Regions from separate parts of the Mus musculus genome. Here region 2 is linked to region 1. A link is a loop called in an ENCODE intact Hi-C map of the cell type or tissue named here. Cell type or tissue: gastrocnemius. All regions are shown on one strand. Each heading gives the region's core, and the rest is flanking DNA. Links, peaks and the distances in the headings are about the cores only.

Evidence for each region. A loop is a pair of places that touch in the nucleus more often than their neighbours do. Peaks named below come from ENCODE experiments on the same cell type or tissue, not always from the same donor. Only the 100,000 strongest peaks of a DNase experiment are listed, where the experiment ranks them.
Region 2: it touches region 1 in a loop (2.5-fold over the local background); 11 of 42 quality-filtered maps call a loop at or near these places.

What each region holds. Positions count from the first base shown.
Region 1 is chr10:70,812,120-70,817,496 of GRCm38, reverse strand. No RefSeq gene overlaps it. Among named protein-coding and RNA genes, the nearest start is that of Gm40689, 16 kb to the left of the region's middle. In gastrocnemius, for the core only: a CTCF peak has its summit at 2,952 (motif pointing right); a DNase peak (open chromatin) is centred at 2,893; H3K4me3 peaks cover 373 bases; H3K27ac peaks cover 2,632 bases.
Region 2 is chr10:70,366,603-70,371,979 of GRCm38, reverse strand. No RefSeq gene overlaps it. Among named protein-coding and RNA genes, the nearest start is that of Fam13c, 72 kb to the left of the region's middle. In gastrocnemius, for the core only: a CTCF peak has its summit at 3,029; a DNase peak (open chromatin) is centred at 3,034.

The DNA of each region.
Region 1 (5,377 bases), core at 134-5,133:
TGAGTCATCTTGCCAGCACCCCCTCCCCCTTTTTAAATGCCGTATGCCTTACCTCTCCCTTCAGCTGCCCTTGATTATATAATATAAGTGACTCCCAACTCTGCTCTTTCATCAACTTACTCTGTGTTTTATAGAAGAAGTCATTGAGAAGGTTCAGCGCTTCTCAGGACTGCTCTGCCCTCTTTCAAAGCTATTCCTGTGTGTCAGCTTATCTCCTGGGTAATCTCTCCCCTTGAAGCAACAGTTTCCTAAGGAAATATAACCCACAGTTGGAGAATAAGTATCCAATCTCCATAATTCCATAAATAAGGAAATTGATGCTTGCCCAAGGCATGAGCCACTTATGAAACATTGCTCACTACTCAGCCCCAAATCCAGGAGTTTATGGATTAAGTTTCAAATTTAATTTTCTCTCAATATTTTCAATTACTCCTTTGTTAAAAATACAAAAATAAAAATAACTTTTGAATGTCGGTCTCTTGGGTGTTTTTTTTTTTCTATTTACCTTAATCCTGTGTTGCTTTTCTTTTTTCTTTTTTTTAAAAATCAGGACTGAGCACTGATGTATGGTCTCTGAATCAATATCACACACACACACATACACACACACACACACACACACACACACACACACACACATACACACTTTTTTTTTTTGACAAGCAGAGAACAGCTTCTCTTTGTCTTTCTTACAAGGCTGCCTCTCCTCTTATTTCCTCTCCACCTCCAGTTCTCTTTCCTTTCACAGCATCTAACACCCCATGCTTTCTCTTGGGTGGGAATCCTTAGTTCCTTGGATCTCCAAGTCCTCCCCTAAGATGGTTAACTCCCCCCTGGCATGGGGTGCACTCAAGGATCTATAAAGGTGTAGTATTTACATTGTCCCCAGCATGGCAATTCCACCACCACATACATTTCACCTGTAGGACTTGGAATGGAGGACACGAGTCAATAACTTCTTGGAGTTTGGCATCTTAAGTAAACTCTATGTGTTTAGTTTGATCTGTTTTATGCTGATGGATGGATAGTAAGATAACACTGTGAGCCAGGGAATGATAAAAATGGACCTGGGGTCAATATATCTTGCAGTATGCTGGCAGACGTGGAAATATGAGAAGGCTTGTGGGGGGTACCAGGTACCAGATCCTCCCAACCGACTTGATGTAGACAGGAGGGCAGGGGTAGAAAGGTTGAATGCTTTATGTCCCTCTTGCGACAGAATGGGCTCTTGCATTTAGCTCTGTCTCCAGTCTATCCAAGGCATCCAAGTTCATTTATAGTTCTGAATTTCCAAGAACTCTTGAGTTCTTCCCTAGTAGGAAAAGAGGAATAGTAATGATGGCCAAATCTTTTTTTTTTAAAAGATTTATTTTTATGTGCATTGGTGTTTTTGCCTGCATTCATCCATGGGACAGGAGTTATAGACATTTGTGAGCTGCTATTTGGTTGCTGGAAATTGAACCCGGGTCCTCTGGAAGAGTAGCCAGTGCTCCTAGTCACTGAGCCATTTTCCCAGCCCCTGTGATAGCCAGATCTTAAAAATTTCCCTCTGGTCATGAATGATTCATCCAGATCTCTGAGCTCTCATTTAAAGCAGACACTGAAATTCAGAGTAAAAGGTCCCTGTCTCTCTGTCTTTGTCTCTGTCTCAGTCTCTCTAGTAATCAGTCTTCTAGAGTTCTGATATCTAGAAACAGCATTGTTCATGACCACAGGCATTGGGCTAAGATAAAGAGCCCACAGGGATTCAGGCTCAACAGTGACCTCTCTGGGGATGGAGGGTGGGGATGCAGAGCACACATGAATATTCAAATCTCTTGAATCTGATCTCACCCACCCACCCAACACACACAGAGAAGAACTTTCCCTTGTTATAACCTTTTAGGACCCTATAGCATTTATCTGCACCAGGTCTCTCAGGACAACAATTGCCTCAGCGATAAGCCTTGCTTCTTTCCCAAGTCCCAGATCCAAATGACTGTCTTGTTTGTCCTTATTAGTTCTTCAATAGGTTCAGAGCCCTTGGTTCAGAGAATTGTTTCTGGAAGGTTCCATGGGCAGCTCCATCTCCCTTTCTTTATTTTTGAAGCATTTTTGCTTTTGAGAGTCACAGGCCAAGATTCTTGTCAGCTGGTATTGAGATGTTTGGTTTGATTTGACTCTGCAGTGTTCTCAGGAACGTTAAATGGCATTTTCCAGGCAACCCACATAATAAAAGGATGACTATGGCTAAGGCCAGTCTCAAGAGGTAGCTTAAAAAATTAAAACATGTGCCTGTTGCAAAACTTGACGTTCCCAGAGTCAATTCTGCCAGGCTTGCTTCTGAGATCTTCCTGGAATGCTTTCCCTAGGCCTGGCTATTCCGGTGAGTGTTCTGGCTCCTGCCTCTTTCAAATTCAGTTTGTCAGTTTTTCCATGTGCGAGCATAGCATTTTGGAATAGGAGCGGCTGTTATGTTTTGAGCTGATGCTTTGAGCGCTCATGGCACATGGCACACAGCACACACAACTTTGCCGAAATTTTTGGTGCGAATTCCAAGTCTCGTCTCCTCTTGGGATCTTTTTACAGCTGTTTTCTGATCCAGGAAATCCTTGGACAAAATAACAGATTTGCTTTCTGAGATACAAGGAGCTTTATGGAGGAGTAAGAGATTCCTGGCATGTAACTGGGAACAAGGCTCAGTCTCACCGTTCCCCTAGGAACTATTGACATCAACACAATTCTCCAGATGTGCATCTGTTGGCGTCCAGAGTTACTGAGACCCAAAACAGAGCCCGCTACACCAGTTAATAACACAAACTTTTACAATCATTTGCACTCCACGGGAAATGGCTGGAAAATGAAACGGTTGGGCCTGTTGGAATCTAAGCCCCTCCTGGCTTCAACAACTTAGAAAATTCCAGAGAAAATGGACATACAGATAAAAGGAGATGAAGATTTTGCAGCTCTATCTATACAGCCAGTAGATGGCAGACACGCATTAGAGTCTGAAACGGATACTACGTGGTGACACTGTAGTCCCCAGTGGTTAATGAGCGTTTCAAGGTAGCTATAGAAAAACAATTAAAAAAAAATGTTACCTTTAAACAATGGGTCCTTGAACTTCAAAGCTAAGATTGTTTGTTTCTGTTAACCTGGGTGGGGATTCCACCCAGAAGCAATCCATTACCTCTAAAAATGCTTTGAGAGAAAAAGTATCCACTGAGGCAGACCTTGCGTTTCTTTGCTCACTCAGCCATCCATTGATGGATTCAACAGCTATTTGTTGATCTCTCTCTCTCTCTCTCTCTCTCTCTCTCTCTCTCTCTCATATTCATTTATTTACTTATTTATTTAATGTATATGAGTGTTCTATTTGCATGTATACCTGCATGCCATAAGAGAGCATCAGACCCCATTACAGATGTTTGTGAGCCACCATGTGGTTGCTGGAAATTGAACTCAGGACCTCTGGAAGAGCAGCCAGTGCTCTTAACTGCTGAGCCAATCCCATCTCTCATTTTTACTATTGGATCAGTTGTACTCATTTTCTCTCCCAGTTAATTTCAGATTTGCTAAGAAAGTCCTCATTCATCTTCATGCATTCAGTTAACTTAACCTGCCACCCTGGCAGCCAGCAGCCAGGCTACATGGGAATTTTAGGAGCTTTTTTGCCACACGAGAGCTACTCCTTCAGACCTTCTTCTTGTACTTCAGGATGACTTCCCAGAGTCCTGGCACTGTCTTCAGATACATATTTTTTTCATCTCAGTAGCCTGAGGATTGAGCCCAGTACCTAGAATACGATGGAGAAAGAAAGAAAGAAAGAAAGAAAGAAAGAAAGAAAGAAAGAAAGAAAGAAAGAAAGGAAGGAAGAAAGAAAGGGGAGGGGAGGGAGGAAGAGAGAGAGAGAGAGAGAGAGAGAGAGAGAGAGTCAGTCTAGGCCCAGGCCAGTTTCGACTAGGAAAGCTATGAGTCTTAGTGGACCTAAAAGGAGATACCTTCTCTTATGTACCAAGAAAACCACAACCAACTCCTGCAAGGAAAGAAATTAATAAGACAAAAACAAAATAAATTATCTTAAAGCTTTTGTGTGTTTTAGACATGAAAACCTAAGTACCCTGTGAAAATTATTTCTTTGCTTAGCTTCCATGAAGAAGAAGAACTCTAGAAATGATGGGACAGAGGACTAGACGTAGTGGTGGAGACAAAGGGCGAGCCTACCAAGTCCTGCGCATACAGTATCCCCTCGTTCTTGCCTGAGGAAGAAGAAAGGAAGGAGCAGTTGAGGCTTTGTGGCTTATTCTCTGGAAGGAGCAGTCTAGTTCTATCATTTGGGGAAGAAGGATTCTGATTCCTATGTCTGCTCTAGTCACCATGGCCTGCCAACTCAGCACAGCCTGAAAAGGAAAAAATAAGGGTCTTGATTGAGTCATTGTCTTTATAAGGTGGATCTGTGGGCATTTCTGTGAAGAGTTGTCTTGTTTGTCGCCATGGATGAAGGAGGTTCCAGTTGAGTATGGATGGTGGTGACGTCATTACCCAGGGAAATGGTCTGAATGTAAGGTACAGAGGGAGCCAGCTAGCAATGAGCATCCTCTACAGTTCCTGCAGCATTCCCTCAGCTGTGCATATATTCTCTGGCCAGAAGTAACTGTAGGTGTTATTTTTCTCAACTTACTTTAATAAAGGTTCAACCTCCCCTCTAGCCCACCAGAGGTAGTGGGGGAAAAAAAGGTTATTAGGATATGGGGGAAGTGGATCTCTTTAGAAATAGTACTTTGGTGCGATTCCAGTCTTTGCTGTTCTCAGTCCAGCCCACTAGCAAACACCACACCTGAACCAGCAGCTGCACTCCGGTGCACTCTGCAGATACCACACACAAATCAGCAACCGCAGGTCCATCCAGAAGAAACTGTGAGGCCCACCAACTGGCCCAAGTCAGCAGAAGTGGCAAGAAGCTGCAAGAACCTCCCGAGAAGTTCTTTGGTGAATTTCTCTCTGGTGTTAGCACAAGCTAAGCTCAGCAACACAATGTAAGGTAAACCAATACATGCATGTCGTCAGCAAAGAATAACAAGAAGAAGCAAAGTGAACCAATGCTCCAGGTCCCACTGTCTGTGGGCTCATATTTATATTCCTTCTAAACATCACATATCCTTTCACGTGTCTGCTTTAGCAAAACATCATTTGACATGACTAACTTTCCGAAGAAACCAGAAGTTTCCATTTTGGGTAATGGTGCACAGAATCCCAGGCAGTCGCCCCTTCTAGTTTCTGCCTAGAGTTCCTGTCCCAACTTCCCTCAGTGACAGACTATGACCTGGAAGCATAAAGTGAAATCAACTTTTCCTTCTCAAGTTGGTTTTGGTCCGCATTTTATCACAGCAGTGTGGGA
Region 2 (5,377 bases), core at 139-5,138, 450 kb after region 1:
CTGCTCTGAGAATCAGGGATGGGGTGAAGTGTGTGTGGGGGGGGGGGATGGTTTCCATCCCAGAGATGCCATTACATCAGGGAACAGCCATTTAGGAAACGCACTCATTTCATAATGAATATCAAGACAATCACACTAACAATACACACTGAGGAAAGATGGAAGCAACCACTTTGAAATACATTCGCTGTGCCTTCCACAGCAAAACCCAACCCTTCCATGACGGGGACTCCAGCAGACCCTAGTTTACCTTGAGTGGAAGAGATACTGTCTGACTCCAGCCCTTTTTGAATTTGTGTTTCATGCAAGGGATAAAAGAACAAACAAGCCCAGGGGTTCATACCTCATGGGTAGAGGTCTGCTGAAATTGGAGAAAATCTTTTGTTGTTGTTGTTTTTAGAGACAGGGTTTCTCGTTATAGCCCTGGCTGTCCTGGAACTCACTTTATAGACCAGGCTAGCCTGGAACTCAGAAATCCGCCTGCCTCTGCCTCCCGAGTGCTGGGGTTAAAGGTGTGCACCACCACGCCCGGCCTGGAGACAAGTTTAAGATAGTGGATGCTGCACTCCCCCACCTGTACAGCCTCGCTAGTTTTTAAACCTACTTTGAGTATAAGTCATAGACTGGAACCGGTGACCAATGGCTTGTGTAGCAGAAAGACCAAAGACTGCCTCGGCCAGGTGACCAGAGTTAACGTCAGCATTGATGACTTCCGGTGACTGTGGGTATTTTGATGAGCTATGACGAAACGGTGCCTCCTGCCTGAGCTTCCTTTCCGTAAACTAGACAGGGCACCAGCAAATGTCAGCGAGGTGGTAACGGACCATTCTACATAATGCTTGACCTCGTACATGTCTGTTGTATTTTATATAAAGATAAGAGAAGCCAGGTATGTGTCTGATGGAGGTGCGGTATGGTGTGGGGGAAGGGGATGCTTCTGCAGGTCCATGCAGGTTCCCCCTGAGGTAACAGCCACAGGACAGCATAATACAGAATGGAGTTTATTTGACGCGTGGGAAGGGGAGTTAAGGGGGTAGTAGAGACTGAGAATGGCAGAGAGAGATGGGGAGTAGAGAAGTAAAGGCCAGCCATGAGCACATGGAGAGAGGGGGAGGAGAATGGGGAGAGAGGGGATAGAGGGTAAGGGTGCAAGGGCAAGGGGAGAAGAGAGCAAAAGAGAGAGGAGGGGTGAGCAGCCCCTTTTATAGTGAGTCAGGCACACCTGGCTATTGCCAGGTAACTGTGGGGCGGAGACTAAATGCCAACAGTATCTAGGTTCCCAGAACAACAACAACAACAACAAACCATTGTCACAGCCAAAGGAAGACACAATGGCTGCAGGTATCACAGGGTACTGGGATATGAAAAGACTGTTAGTAGCTAAACATGCTTGCAATAAGTTAAAGGCTGGTTTAAAACTGCATTCTTTTCTACTGTAAAACAAAACGGTAACACACTGATAACAAGAAGGTGACAGTACACACCTGTAATCCTGTAATCAGCAGGAGATGCTGAGGCAGGAGGATATCAGGTTTGAGGGGTACCTATGCTGCATTGCAAGACCTTGTCTCAAATTCAGGGGTGGTGTGTGAAGAAAACACTATGTTAAAAAAAAAGATTAAGGAACAGAAATAAACTCTGGGGTTTAGTTAATAAGAGCATCGATACTGGTTCCTAAAGAGTAATTCTAAAGCAGGCTGTCAATCAAGTAAAACAGGCGTAGCTATCACAGCTCTTCTGTGAATTGCAAGCCAGTTTAAATCCTTTTTTTATTGTAAAAGGAAATGTTAGCACCTTGAGGACTGGAAAATTAACGTGCTTGGATTAGTTGGTTGGTTGGTTGGTTTTGTTTTTTCTGATATCCCCAACTTTTTAGTCTCAAAGGGAGAAAGTGTGCATGTAGAAAGAAAGAAAAAAGAAAAAAGAAAAAAAAAAGACGCTGTTCCCTAAAACCAACACAGTAGCAAGCAAGATGAAAAACGCAGCTTAAGCTTCCAGAGGATTTCAATTCAGCTTAAAGTACAGAAACAAATGCCGCCGTGCATTAAACTAACCTGAAAGGTTTCAAGTGTACCCTTCAAAAGTTGTGTTTATTCCAAATTCACCTGGAAGAGGCGTGGATTGCCACCTGTCGACTTAGCCCTGTGCCTCATCAGTGTATAACGTCACTGGGTCCTGTCGAATGGGGTGTGCGGCAAGCAGAAAACACAACAGTTGGGCCAGATCCCAAACTGGAGAACAGAGCTGAGTTATGGGAAAGGGGGTGGGGGTGGGGGACACAAAAAAGGAAGAGGGAGGGGGGGGTTAGAAGGGACTTCTGGCTGAGGTGGCTCATCACCTGAGACCAAAGGCTTCCCAGGAACTCCAAGCCTTCCCAGGTGAGAAGGAAGCTCTTTGCAGCCATGTTCCCTAGCAAAGCAGGCTGTGTGGGCAAGGCCCTGACTTCCATGGAAGGACTGTGTTTGTGAGCTGCCCGAGTAAATAGACATCTTCTAAAGGAACTGCAGACCCCACCGCCCTGTGTTTCCAGCGTCACTTGCGCACCCCAGTGGGGCAAGCTGTAGAGTTCTTAGCCAGTCCTCTGCAGTAGATATGAATGCTTTCAGACTCCAGCATCAGGCTTGGAACTTCAGCTACGGGGCTGAGGCAGGGAATCGTGAGTTCAAAACCAGCCTAAGGAGCTCAGTGAGACCTTGTCTCAAAATAAAAACAGGAACATCAAAGTGGAGCTGGGAATACAGAAGGCTTGCTCAGTGAGAGTGTGCTGTTCAGTCTCCAGCAGAAAATAAATCCAAACACAAAAACCAGAAAGGAAATCTACTCAAAGTTTGGACTAAGCGTCTACTATTTTGTTCCATAAAACAAACTTGGATGCTGTTGACAAAAAGGTACTAGTCTACACTGAAATAAACTACAAAGGTTTTGGGGGACATTAGAATAGGAGTTTATTACAGTCCTGGGCTGGTGTAGAGCAGGCAGGCAGCCATTCAGGAGTCAGACTCCAGTTGCCCTGTGGCGCCATCTTGCTTTAGGGCGGTAAAACTACTCGCTTTGGGAACCAGGCTGAAAGCCCGGGAAAGTGTCCCTAGCTGCTTCAAAACAGCAGCTACAAGTCAGCTCACACTGCACCAGCAAAGCCCGCAGGGCTGGGGAACATGGTCCCCAGGCTGGGCGCATGCTCATTAGCTGGGCAGCACCTGCCAGCCACTAGCCTGCACCACAGAGCCAGAAGGTATTCCTTCGGGGGGAGGGGGGGGGAGCCATCTCAGCCACCCTGGGGAGATGCAGAGCCTTAATGACAATCTGACTCCTTCTCAGACTCTGGGGAATCCAAAGCATAAGGCAGAAAGAATTTACTTCTAATTTCACCCCCTTGGAGCAGAAGTTACAGTAACTGAAAGAACCTGGAGAAAAAGCATAAAAGCTTTACACTAGAATCTCCCAAAGTACTGCCTGGGACAGAAGGCCAAAACTAGCACTTGCTGCCTTTCTGCCACAGAACACAGAATGCAGAACTATTCTGTGCAGAAATGACAATGTAACCTCCACCCCCCAATCTCCAGGCCCCTTCCAGCAAAGTCCAGGTTCTGTCCATTCTCATTGTACCAACAAATGCAGGCATCAACTTTTAAAAGTTTCAAGATGGTCTGGTCTTTGGTTCATTTATTTTTATTCTTTGCAGCCGGTGGGAGGCTGGAGGCTGACACAGTGTCTGCTTAGGAGTCGGAAGACATTGTTTCTAGTGGTTGTGGATATCTTGCCCCCTGGGGTTCCAGCAAAGAGCCAGGAAGAGATGTTTGGAGTGGTGGGTTGTTCCATCTGTTCTGTGGGGTTTGTCTGAGACAGCTTACACAGTAGGGGAGCATCCAGTTGTTGCAATAGAATCCCAGTGTGGAGAGATTCCGTTTACTATGTATGATGCTCTCTTGGGTCTGCTGGGGAGATGGCTGCTCCTGTTCACCTGTTCTGCTTTCTTCCTTGATCCAGCAATGGCCTTGGCAGAAAACAAAGGAAAGGAAAGATCGAGGGGAGGCGAGGCGAGGCGAGGCGAGGCGAGGCGAGGCGAGGCAGAAAAAGAGAAAAATCTAGTCTGCCACGCCCACTTTTCTCTTACCCTCACCCATTCCTGGCCAGAGAGTTTGGTATCCATGCACACATTTTCTGGACTCTTACCTTCGTTGTGCTTGTTAATTTTGCCGCTGCCACTGCTGCATTATGCTGAGTTAAACAGAAGATGAGCCAGCAAGATGCCTCCATGGTTAATAGCACTTGCTGCCAAGCATGATGATCTGAGTTCAATTCCCAGGCCCTACATCAGGGAAGGAGAGAACTGACTCCCAAAAGTTGTGTTCTGATTCCCACGTGTGCATGGCATGGCATAGAAGAGTACGCAGGAGTATTCTCTCTCTCTCTCTCTCTCTCTCTCTCTCTCTCTCTCACACACACACACACACACACACACTCAAATATAATTTTTATATATCGGTAGGGAAATGGAGGCAAGATCCTAGCTCTACAGATTCTCTACTTTCTGGTGAATGAACTCAAGGTCTTCACCTCCCTGCCCCCAAATAGCTACTGTTATCTTCCTCAATGACTGATCAAGGCCTGGTGTGTCCTGGAGGAGTCAGATGACATCATCATGGCTTTGCTAGGGACAGACCCAATGGACCATTTGACTTCTTAGTTCGCTCAGGGATTTGGTAGACCTGTGTAGAAAAGTCTTTTTTCCTGCCCATTTCCATCCTTTGAGGATCAACAGCCATTTCATTTGATGCTCACGAAGCAACCTGACCTGAAGATCTCTCGGAATGGGGTGACTTTGGAAAAGTGACTTTGGGGTGACTGGTCAGTTGACTCCCCACAGAGAGGAGAAAGAAAAGCCTCCGGTCCTCAGGGATAAACCGGTGCTTGCTGGATGTTCCCATGGTAGAGACATTTTGGTAATAAGAACCAATATCAGTAATATTATCATTGATAAATAATTAGATATATCTTAATAACTTCCATGCAAAGGCATACCAATTATTATATTCCCTTTCAAGGTCACTGTTTTTGTTGTTATCCGGAGAACATCACATTGGCATTTTGATAGCAGAGTTATCAGATCAACGAAGCATTACTGGACCTGACCCAAGTACTTCAAAACCTGTTATTTTTGAAACCATAAGCTTATTGCTAATTACTAATTATTTCAAGCAGGCTTATTATACATTTCAAGCATGGAGAAGCCTTCCTTGCATCCTTCTGAACAGAGGTCTCTCATTAGCAGTGCTAATTTTTGCTAACCTCTCCCCACCCAGTCCTCCCTTACTCCCCCCAACTCTGCTGCTACCAAAACCTACCTCTTCTCTCTCTCTCTCTCTCTCTCTCTCTC